Regions from separate parts of the Homo sapiens genome. Here region 1 is linked to region 2. Evidence: chromatin contacts called from ENCODE Hi-C data. All regions are on one chromosome and are shown on one strand. Each heading gives the region's core, a stretch centred on a gene start or an enhancer-like site at or near the end of the contact. The rest is flanking DNA. Distances are from core to core; before and after follow the strand shown.

The links. Hi-C counts contacts between places; a loop is a spot of excess contacts on that map. Pooled maps may share reads with other maps.
Region 1: a pooled map shows a loop between it and region 2 (5-fold over the local background). The contact joins the enhancer-like site here to the promoter of WDR4 in region 2. A Hi-C loop is called at or near these places in 2 of 37 single-sample maps with no recorded cell type and 7 of 50 pooled maps.

The regions. Positions count from the first base shown.
Region 1 is chr21:42,466,084-42,468,783 of GRCh38, reverse strand. No RefSeq gene overlaps it. Among named protein-coding and RNA genes, the nearest start is that of RSPH1, 29 kb to the left of the region's middle. RefSeq lists enhancers at 1-927, 1,464-1,623. Within about 2 kb of position 1,368, at least 4 of the 41 ENCODE cell types and tissues checked have a DNase peak (open chromatin) inside an H3K27ac peak, as active enhancers do.
Region 2 is chr21:42,878,094-42,880,793 of GRCh38, reverse strand. WDR4 (WDR4 tRNA N7-guanosine methyltransferase non-catalytic subunit) reads left to right here and starts at 1,255. Exons shown (of 11, transcript NM_018669.6): 1 at 1,255-1,387. The coding sequence starts at 1,299. LOC105372817 (a long non-coding RNA gene) reads right to left here and starts at 1,082. Exons shown (of 4, transcript XR_937765.3): 1 at 1,039-1,082. RefSeq lists enhancers at 1,003-1,352, 1,423-1,532, 1,563-1,612, 1,265-2,229, 2,230-2,700.

The DNA of each region.
Region 1 (2,700 bases), core at 119-2,618, 410 kb after region 2:
ATTCAGCCCACTACAAGTATGGTTTGCGAGATGGTGTTTTTCCAACTCCACTGTTCCTTCTGAATTTATTAGGCTGTAAATCATGGATTTATTTGGTTCCCATGAAATGCAGCTCCTCCTAGAAAAACAGAATAAAACCTTTCATTCTTTCCCTTGTATGACCAATTTTATAAGCGAGGTGTTAGTTTAGCAGATGCTTCAAAGGTGACAAGTCCCTTTGTTCTGGATCTTTTTTGCATAGTCACCATGGGCTTGTGGATGTCACTGAGTCAATGCATTTCAATCCACTCCAATCACTTTTCTTTATGATGCAGAGACAGACACAACTTTGGCCAGTGGTAGCTTCTTCATGCCACTGTTTTGTCCGGTTGACAAGACCCCATTGGTCCTTGAAAACTTCAGTACTTTTTAGTGTTTTTGATGTTTTGTAATTTATTTTTGTATAATTTTAAACTTAAAGAAAACTTGCAAGAATAGAGAATGAAACTCCTCTATACTCCTTAACTAGACTCAGCAATTATTTGCGTTTTGCCCCATTTGCTTTATCATCTTGCTGAGAGAGAGAGAGAGAGACAGAGGGAGAATAGCATGTAGAGAAGGTATAAATACACGGTAGACATACACCATTTCTTCACAACCTTTTGAGTATGATAGGCCTATTTCAGTATCTATTTTGTAAAAACAAGATATTATATAGAGTATAATTATCAAATTAAGAAATTTCACATTGATATAATTTTTGTAATCCATAGTGCATATTCACATTGTACCAGTTGCCCCCATCATGTCCTTTTTAGCTAATATTAATGACACTGGGCATTCATTCATGTACTTATTGAATATTTGTATATCTTCCTTTGGGAAATGCCTGTTCAAATATGTTTCAAGTTTGTATTGGGCTGTTTTGTTCTTTGGATTGTAGAAATCCTCTACATTTTCTGTCCTTTGTCAGAAGCAAGGTTTTGCTTAATTTGTGGCTCAACAACAAACTGTTGCTGTTTTCTCAACTGCGTCCTTGATGAGAAGTTTGAATATTGTTTGTTTGTTTTAAAAAGACCTTGGTATTCCACTCTGAGTTTCAATTAGGACAGCTGGGAGCGGTGGAGAGTCGGAGTTGGGGGAAGAGCTCAGCCCAGTGGCTGGAAGTCTAGTGCACTTGGTTTTTGTATGGGGAATGCTCGCTTTCCATTTTGCTGGGAAGACGTGCAGATGAGGGCTTCTGTCACCAAAGGCTGAAGCTCTGATGATCTAATTTGGGCAGAGTTTACCCACAGGATTTGAGGCTCCTCCTTGTGGCCTTTTCTGTCCTGGGTGCTCACTTGCTTTTTATCAGCTGCGGCTGCCATGAGCTTAGTCTGCTGGCTCTGCAGACCAGAAAGCCTGCGGTTTTCTGTTTTCCTTTGGTCATTTGTCATGGCTACGACCGCCACCACCACAGCCTTCATGACAGAAGCTCCCTGCTGCCCTCCTTTCTTCCAAGTGTCAACGCCCTTCCAGAATTGGTTTCATCTTATTCACTCTCCGCTGGCATCAGGCAGTTATTTTTTGTAATTTCTCCAGCGTGGACAGCTGCTGTCTGCAGAAGGGTTGGCTCTGGCAGGAGCTGACCAGATATGGAGACTGACTGCAGCATGTGACTGACTCTGGGTAGAGAAAAGTTTCGATCACCAAATGTCTTTATCATAAGCTGAAATATTAAGATATTCATCTTGATCTCAAGATGTGCGTGATTCTTATTTCAGGTATCTTTACCACCTTGGGCTGTTCCCGGCCTTTGCCAGCTCTCTTGAGTCTCCTTGGCGTCAGCATCCTCAGAGCAGGCCCCCGGCCAGTGTAATCGTCCGATGGGCTCTTCCTGTCCACTGCACAGACAAAATCAATTTACCGAGGCCACGGCATTGCAGTAGAGAAGAGGTGTCACTGACACGAGGCTGGCCCACGCAGAAGAACTGGAGTTACTACTCAAATCATTCTCCCCAAAGCCTTGGACACTAGGGTTTTTATGGACAGTTTGGTGGGCAGGAGGCTAGGGAATGGGTGCTGCTTATTGGTTAGGCATGAAATCACAGGGGTGCAGAAAATGGTCCACATGTACTGAGTCTGCATCTGGGTGGGGCCACAAGACCGGTTGAGTCATGAGTCCCAGATCCCCAAAGGGTCAGTCTGGAAAAATAATAATAATTAAAAAAAAAAACACTTAGGTTTTACAATAGTGATGTTATTTATAGAAGCAATTGGGAAAAATCACAAATCCCCATATGGCCCCTGGAAAGAAGGGATTATAGAAACTATGCCTACATTTTTTTTTTTTTTTTTTTTTTTTTTGAGACGGAGTCTCGCTCTGTCGCCTAGGCCGGACTGCGGACTGGAGTGGCGCAATCTCGGCTCACTGCAAGCTCCGCTTCCCGGATTCACGCCATTCTCCTGCCTCAGCCTCCCGAGTAGCTGGGACTACAGGAGCCCGCCACCGCGCCCGGCTTTTTTGTATTTTTAGTAGAGACGGGGTTTCACCTTGTTAGCCAGGATGGTCTCGATCTCCTGACCTCATGATCCACCCACCTCGGCCTCCCAAAGTGCTGGGATTACAGGCGTGAGCCACCGCGCCCGGCCACTATGCCTACATTTTAGCAGAATTCAGGTCCCTCCTACAATCCTATTCTTGTGGCCTTTCATTAGTCTTACAAGGTGGTTTTCAGTTCC
Region 2 (2,700 bases), core at 6-2,505:
GTCTGTGGGCTCACAATTTGCTAATGACAGGAAGGAGGTTGAGAAAGTTTCTCAAAGGGCACATTCTTCAACATGGCCAAGAAGGTGCTGGAAAAGGAGGGACACCCAAGAGGGCAGAGGCAAGAGCTGTGCTGAGATACAGCCTGGGGAGATACTCCCAGGAAGCAGAACTCGGGCCTGGTTAAGACTTCTTATTCTTGTAGGGCCTGAAAACATCTTCCAGTAGGATTTCAGAATTGCTTTGGACCAGTGATTACTGTGTCTCCTCCTCTTCTCATTTTCACATGCAAGTATTTATTGTGGTTATCTGGTCCCGGCTCACCATCATATATTGCGTGCACGGGAGAGAAAATTAATCTTTTTAGTTTGTAAGTCTCTGGATCAAGAGGAGCTGCACCGGACAAGCCAATCTAAAACAGACCGTGAGATCCTAGATTTTGTGCCTGATGCTGGGATTGTAAGAGGCTTTTGGGGATCTTGGGATGAACACTGGAAACTAACCATAGTTTGGGTTGAAAATATCACTACAGTTCGGAGATTTTAAGGCATCTGTGGCTTGTCTAAGTGCAAAGATTCAGTAGGCTTACTTCTAGCGACCTCAGACTTGACGCCACCCGAGACACCCTCACCCATGACCACATCTTGGACATTTTTTTTTTTTTTGAGAGAGAGTCTCGCTCTGTCGCCCTGGCTGGAGTGCAGCGGGGGCGATCTCGACTCACTGCAACCTCCGCCTCCCGGGTTCAGGCAATTCTTCTGTCTCAGCCTCCCAAGTAGTTGGGGCTACAGTCGCACGCCACCACGCCCAACAAATTTTTGTACTTTTAGTAGAAACGGGGTTTCACCATATTGGTCAGGCTGCTCTCGAACTGCTGACTTCATGTGAGCCACGGCCCCCGGTTCATTCACTTCTTGAAGGATCATTTACCAGGCATCTAGTAGCCATCATCAGGTCCTACGTCTCTCCAGCTACCGCGGAAAAAGATCCAGAACCAGCCCTACCCCGTCTAGAGGAAAGGATGAACATTAGGCAAGTACTTGGAATCGTGCGAAGTGCACTCCATCAGATCACCTTGGTGAGTGAACTGCCAAACCCGAAACACCGAAGGCCACCAGCCACAACCCGGAGGGCGGTCACAGCACCTTTCACGCATGCTCAAGGCAGGCTCGTCCTTGAGCATGCGCGGTACGTGGGGTATACGTCATCTCTCGGCGTCTGCGCCTGGCGTCACCGACCGGTGCGGACAGGAAGAGGCTCTGGGCTGGCACATGTGTATGGCGGTGAGGCGGGCGGGTACATGGCGGGCTCTGTGGGACTGGCGTTGTGCGGGCAGACGTTGGTGGTGCGGGGCGGCAGCCGATTCCTGGCCACCTCCATAGCAAGCAGGTGAGGGGGCCTTGGTCTTGGAACAGGGAGACCAGGCTGCGGGCGCGCGTCGGGTCCTGGCGACCCCGCTTCTCCCGCACCGCCTGGTCGCACCCACTCTGGGGTGACCCCGGGGAACTCCGCTCCAGCCCACGAGTCCTCCGCCGCAGTCTCGGCCTGGCCGCGTCTCTGCGCCTGGAGGGTCCGCTTTCGCCGTCCGCTCTCGGCGTCCGCTCCCCGGCTCCGGCGCGCTCCTTGCACTAGATGGCTGGTCTGCGGTGTTCTTGCCCGGTTAGCGCCGCCGGGTCGCTTCCGGTCTCCGCGGCGCCGGCGGGGACCGGGTAGGTAGAGCACGTGGGGCGACGCTGACCAGTCAGCAAGGCCCGGCCGAACACGCTCTGCAGAACTGGGAAGAAGCGGGTCTCGGGTCTCCCTGGTGAGAAGGGAGGGGCTTACTCACTGCGAGCTCACTGACCTCCAAGCGCGCTCCCTCTTTTTGCAGGGTTGTCTGTTCCCTCTTCCCGGCCTGCATCCACTCACCTGGCCTTAATTGCTCCTTAGGGCTCCAAGTCATCTCCGACACTTACCCAACCCAAGGGTGCACGTGGAGCTCGCAGTGCGCACCTCCCTAGTGGCCCTTCGCACGGCTCGGGTTTTGCTTTCCGTAATTTTATTCTCCTTCCTTAGTGTATCGCCAGTGCTAGGACGACGCAGGGGATTTTTAACTTAGTAAATGTTTGTTGATGGAACAGTCCTAACTCAGGACTCTCGGAGCAATTAGTAGTGCTGTCAGTTTCAGCCCCTCGTTTCCTTTCCCAGGTTATTTGTGATTTCATATTTGAAACGGACGACGTGTCTGTCAGATATACTGTATATTTTTTGTTCGTTTGGTTTTAGAAAGCCAATTCGATGTTAAGTTAGGTCTCACAAAAATTGTACTCAGAAACCCGTCACATATCCCAGATGATTTTGTTTTAGAGACTCACGGTCTAATATCTGCCAGAGTGAGCTGTGGATATATTAGACATGATTTGCTTACCTTCAGTCTTTGCATTTTGAGGAAATTCTAGTGGCTGGTGGAGTTTCTGACTTGGAAGACAAGTCCACGGTTCCATATGGAAAGTTTTTTGGTGCACTCGCTTTAAAGGCTATAAATATGTACAAGATACGTGCCAGGGGGTGAGGATGGGATAAACCGAAGTTTAGGTTCAGTATGGAAAATGGGTGATTCTTATGTTGGTAAGTGCCTGGGGTCATGGGAACACTTTCAGGTAGGTGAGATATGTTTCTAAATAGTAATGGCTCTTTGAAATTTGTATACAGAATCCCACTGA